2 separate regions of the Homo sapiens genome follow, and region 2 is linked to region 1. A link is a loop called in an ENCODE intact Hi-C map of the cell type or tissue named here. Cell type or tissue: ascending aorta. All regions are shown on one strand. Each heading gives the region's core, and the rest is flanking DNA. Links, peaks and the distances in the headings are about the cores only.

Region 1 (2,928 bases), core at 266-2,765:
AATAAAGATGATAACAGGCTGCCCTTCCTTACTTTTGGTAGATGTCTATGGTACTTTAGGCTAACAAATAAAACAGTACCAACTTTATGGAAGACTTGGTTTAGGATCCGATTGGTTGTATAACACAGAGCTTTTGGATATTCATAAAACAAATCAATTCTACTGAAATATATTACTGAGGGTTATTAATGTTTGTGTTACTTCTGCTAGTGGGAATTATAGTTTGTTCAAATGTGCATATATATATATATACATGTATACCTATGCACACCCTTACACAACCTTTAAGCATTTTTCTCTTTCACCAGCAGAAATACAATTTCTGTTACTACAAGCAACATTTAACTACCACCACCCCATATCAATAATTTTTTAGTGTACAAAATACCAAAAGGCACAGAAAACTCAATTTCATTTTAAAAGCCCAAATATACACTCAGATGTGGAGTACAACCTTAGTATTGGCATAGGTAGCTGAAAATGCATCCAAATGACAACATAAAATATGTCAAGAGTTACCAAGTAGATCATCCCTTTGATTTATTTTACCCTCTAGGTATAAAACTATCAAGTTACTTGATGTAAAGCCCAGTGGCTACCAAAAACTATACATATATTCTTCCTCATTTAAAAAAAAATATATATATATATAAATATATATATTAGAGTAAGTAAAATGCGAAGACACAGTATGTAGCTTGGGTTTGAAGCCTCCAGTAAAACAACAGATCCATATGGACTGCTGGAGAGTTATACAGTGTTTTAGTGAAAAGACCTGGTGTGATAATTACCTCATTTTACAGATGAATAAACTAAGACCCCAGGTCATAATGTTATTAAATGGCAGAACTGGGCAAGAACTAAAATCTTCTAACTTTTACCCCAGTGTCTTCCTATGATCCTTCAACAATTACTTCCGCCCATAGAGATTACTTTTTTCTTTATTGCCATGAACTTATGAAATTACAGATTGTGGAATTATAACTCATTTTTCTTAGCTTCTTTAGTGAGTTAGATTAAAGTTAAAACCCCTGCAAAAGAGAAAAACAAGTGATTCTGAGCATTCAACAAGGAAACTATAAAAACCACATACCTTATAAACCTCCCCAGTCCCTAGCCATGCCTGCCCACATAATTCAGGCAGAGGCTGGCCTGCCATTCTGAAAGCTAGCACCAAGTGTGGCCTGGCAAGGAGGAGTAGAGCAATTTGGCTGCTCCCTGGCATTGCGACTGAGGCTTCTATTGGGACTATGCAGTTGTCACTGGGCTTTTCAGGGATTGAAGGCCTGTGGGGATCCCCATGGACTTGAGTGCTACCTCCCCGTCAACTCCAGGTGGTTCTCTGTATCAGTCCAGAGGTCCAGGGTTGGGGGGCGGGGGTGGCTGGGGCGAGGTGTTCTCCTCTTCCCAGGATTGCACAGGTTCCTGTGAGAGGTATGAATTTTCTGAGGGCTCTCACTTTCACACTCTTTCTCCATGTTAGAGAGCTTCTCCTGGTTCCGTAAAAGTCCTGGGTGAGTGGCTGCCCGGTTTTGCTCTTCTCTTTTCTTCATGTTGCCTCACTCCCTTGATGGGTCTCAATGTGCTTTCTTAGGTGGTCCACTTGCAGAGTTAGTGTTCACTCACCACTTTGTTTTCTCTCTGTGAGAGCAGAACACACAAGCTATTTCTAGCCCACCATGTTGAGCCCGAACCCTAATTTTATTAAAAAACTCAATGTTGTGGCTGGGCGCAGTGGCTCACGCCTGTAATCCCAGTACTTCAGCAGGCTGACACAGGAGGATCACGAGGTCAGGAGATCGAGACCATCCTGGCTAACACAATGAAACCCGTCTCTACTAAAAATACAAAAATGAAAAAAAAATTAGCAGGGCGTGGTGGTGGGCGCCTGTAGTCCCAGCTACTCCGGAGGCTGAGGCAGGAGAATGGAGTGAATCCGGGAGGTGGAGCTTGCAGTCAGCGGAGATCAAGCCACTGCACTCCAGCCTGGGTGACATAGTGAGACTCTCTCTCAAAAATAAATAAATAAATAAATAAATAAAATTCAGTGTTGTATTTAAGGAATTTTTTTTGGTTTTTGTTTGTTTGTTTTGTTTTGTTTTTGTTTTACCATTAAGAGGTTAACTTCACGAAAACAGGAAACATGTCTGATTCTTTGAACTATTGTTTTACCCATTCCTAGCATAGGGCTTGGTACATAACAGACACTGAATTAAAATAAAATAGTTAAGTAAGAGTAGAAAGAAAGGATATAAGGAAAAATAAAGAAAAGTAAGCAAGGAAGGAAGACAATGGAACTAAGGAAAAATAGAAGTGGCAGGAAGGTTAGTTCCTGCCTGCAAACTAAAGTCATGATGGTCTTGAGGATATTACATCATTGCACAGGCCAAGCTCCTGTCAAGTAGGCCCAAGGAGTCAAGGTTGTGCTGATGACTGCCTGTGCATGTCCCTTACTATGTGATCAATGATACCCAAGACTATTCATATTCTACTTATACCATTTGTGGGAACAGGATGGAAAGTTTTATGTAGATAATGTTAAGAAGTTTGTTGTTGTTGTTGTTAATTTTCTTCTGTCTAATCTGAGAACTCGTTACCCAGTAATCTCTCAGGAACCCAAACACTTTGATCATATCAACCTGCTGCTACTAGCATTGCTTATGTCACAAAGAAAACTAATGATCCCTTTATTCACCATACTGAATGATGTTCCTGAAATCAAGAGGTAAAATCTCATTGCTTTTTCCTTGAATATGGCCTACCCAAAACGTGACTTGTTTTTCATATAAAACATGGCAGAAGTGACTTTATAGGACATGTAGGGCTAAATTATAAGACGTTTCACAGCTTCTGCCTATGTCTTCTGTGACTTTCGCTTTTGCAAAACTTATTCTAGGATAAGCCAGTCAGCACTAAGAAATTTGACTT
Region 2 (2,928 bases), core at 277-2,776, 300 kb after region 1:
AAGCCACACAGAAATGAATATGGCAGAATGTGGACAATTAGAACAGTATCAATCAGAGACTAAAGAAAGAGCAAGACAGGTAATAGTAGAAAAATTAAATGAAGTCAATCTGTTTTTACAGAACTAATGAGAGACTAGCAGAGGTCAGTACCAAACTTCTTGTGGAGAAAGAGCAGACCAGATCTTTATTTACTAATCATACTACAAGGCCAGTCCTAGACTCACCTTGTGTTGGAAATCTTAATAATAGTTTAGGGCTCTACAGAAAACATATTCCAAGAGAAAACTTAATGATCCCTACCTCAGGCCCACAGACTTCAAATAACAGAATAAAGAACTACTTGTTGAAGATACAGCAAGAGTTGCAAGAAAGCACAACTAGAGAACTAAAAAAAGATGTGGCTGAATTTGAATCTGGATCCTATGTAGCTTCTCCTCTAGGGTCTACTGATGAGTCAGATTTAAATCAAGATCTAGTTTGGAAAGTATCATGAGAATATGTAGAGATTTTTAAAAAACTATATGATCTGAAAGATAATAACATTTTACTGGGCTTTTTTTTAAAAAAAATGTTCCTCTAAACCTTTATGGTTTTATTTTATTACCATAACTATTAAGGCCATGCCTCATTCCCAAGTACTTGGAGGGAGTACAAACATACAAATTTACAGAGCACATTTCCTACATGAGCACCTGAAACCCTCTTAGCTTAACAAACACACTCCAGGTCTGGGCATGTCTGAGTATTAGACAATATCAGATTCCTCACTTATTTCTCTTCTTTAGACTTTGCCTTCTCAAATATACATTATTAATTCCTATTAATAAATGAGATTTTTCTGACTACTGTGGCCTAAAGTACATTTCATGCAATTCCTATAACTCTAAAAGATAAAAAAAAAAATAAGTTAAATTATATTAGAATTGGATGGTGCCTTAAAGATCATTTAGTTTATTCAAACATTTCTAAGAACAGGGGAGATTAAATAAATTGCTTCATGTAACCCATTTAATTAGTGGCCCATCTAGATTATCTTCTAATTCATGAAATGATGCTCTCTTGAGCAAGCCATATTTACTAATAAGAGATCATATTTAGTACGAACAAGGTATTTCATGTTTTTGCTTTTTTTTCTTTTTATGACATAAAACTGATTTAAGAATCAGTTTGTAAACTGCTGCAGACCATGGCCAAAACTTCCCCTGTATTCCCCTCAGAAGTGACTGGCACACAGTGGTTACTCCAAAATGATATACACCACATTCTTTTTTCTCAATTTTTTTTAATAGCAACCCATATAGAAACCCACAGTATAAACCCATGTGCATTAACAGAAAAATAAATTAATTGGAAAAAGAATAAAAAGGAGGCAGAGACAGAAAAATGGGCACAAGGAAAAGCAACCAGACCAAGCTAAGCAGGTTGCCTTGGTAACACCAGTTTCAAGGGTTTTGTTCTTTTAAAAAGCCTCACATTTCTGACAGGATACCGAGCACCATCTAGTGGTGATATTTCAAATTCAAACAATCCACACTTTCAGGCTCAATTTCAAACAAAACTAAAATGTGGTACTTTTGTTTGTTGGTTTTTGTTGTTGTTTTAGTAAGATGCAACCCACCAGTTCTGAAATACACACATAGAGACTCAGTGACAGAGACAGAAATTGTTTTGTGTGCATGTGCAAAATGAAGACTTGGAAGATTTGTGATTATAATTTACTGAAGGGTCTTTTAGAAAATACTATTTATCACAAAAGACCAATCATATGAGATTTGCTTAAAACTTGAATAATATGTGCATAATATCTAAAATTACAAGTTTATTATGTCAAATATATAAAAGTATAAGTGTATGACACACTCAGAGCTCTATTCAAATAAAGTACCCATTTTGATTAATTTGCATTGATTATATTACAGAGCTAAACAGGGAGGGAGGGAGAGAAAGAAGAAAGACAGAGAAAGACCCCTTATTTTGGAGAAATTTGGTGCATTTGCAAGGGAGATGGAGGTTCAATTTTATAAATACTTTTCTCTTAATACCAACCATACTAAGCCTGCTTTGGGTATTAGCTACCCAAACATAGGTATAAATGAAAAACTATACTCAAAGTAAAACTTATTGTATTCCAAAGATATACTCACAACAAAAACTTAACCAAGATTATTCATTTTACACATTTCATTCAAGCATAATAATACCTTGTTTTTGAAGCTTATATAAGTTATGTATATTCCAATATTGTAAAACTCCCTTAAATCTCTTAAATCTTAAAACTCTCTAAAGCTTTGGGGTGAAGATTTTCAGATTTTATATTAAATTTTAATATTTTGATAATTTTTTTATATCACGTATGTAGGAGCCAGGTGGAGAAAGACTAAGAGCTGGAAGAAAAGAGGTATGCAAAGATGATTTATATAAACATCAAGATTTCAAATAAAGTAATAAGCTTTTGTCAATTTTCCAGGATATTTTCTCTCCTTGTAATGTTCATTTCACCATCCTTGTCCAAGAGAAGTCTTTTTCATCCCACAAGACTTAGAGTCACTTGCAAAAAAAAAAAAAAAAACTTCCAGCCGTCCATAATTTTTTCCATGTTCCCATTAGTGATTATGAATGCCTTTGTTTCTCAAGGATCCCCAATCCTATCTTCTGAGAAACTTTGGAAATTACTAGAGATTTGTATTGAGTTGGTCAGGATTAAGCCTAGATATTGGTATTTTTAAAATTTCTCCAGAGACCCCAAAGCTTGGACAAAATTGTAAATACCTGCTTTATATTACCCCTTTCACGTTACATTGCAATCATGAGTTTATGTGTTTGTCTGTGTCCACTTAATTGTAAACCTTTTCAGGGAAGAAGAATTATCTTATTTGGCATTTTTACCTTTAGCCCTTAAAGATTGTTGGTATATATTAGATACTCAG

What was found. Hi-C counts contacts between places; a loop is a spot of excess contacts. Peaks named below come from ENCODE experiments on the same cell type or tissue, not always from the same donor. Only the 100,000 strongest peaks of a DNase experiment are listed, where the experiment ranks them.
Region 2: it touches region 1 in a loop (4-fold over the local background); 3 of 110 quality-filtered maps call a loop at or near these places.

What each region holds. Positions count from the first base shown.
Region 1 is chr5:101,681,052-101,683,979 of GRCh38, forward strand. All of the region lies in intron 3 of LOC105379102 (a long non-coding RNA gene), which reads right to left. Among named protein-coding and RNA genes, the nearest start is that of SLCO4C1, 610 kb to the right of the region's middle. In ascending aorta, for the core only: no CTCF peak of the experiment used is centred there; no DNase peak of the experiment used is centred there.
Region 2 is chr5:101,976,439-101,979,366 of GRCh38, forward strand. No RefSeq gene overlaps it. Among named protein-coding and RNA genes, the nearest start is that of SLCO4C1, 320 kb to the right of the region's middle. In ascending aorta, for the core only: a CTCF peak has its summit at 1,512 (motif pointing left); no DNase peak of the experiment used is centred there.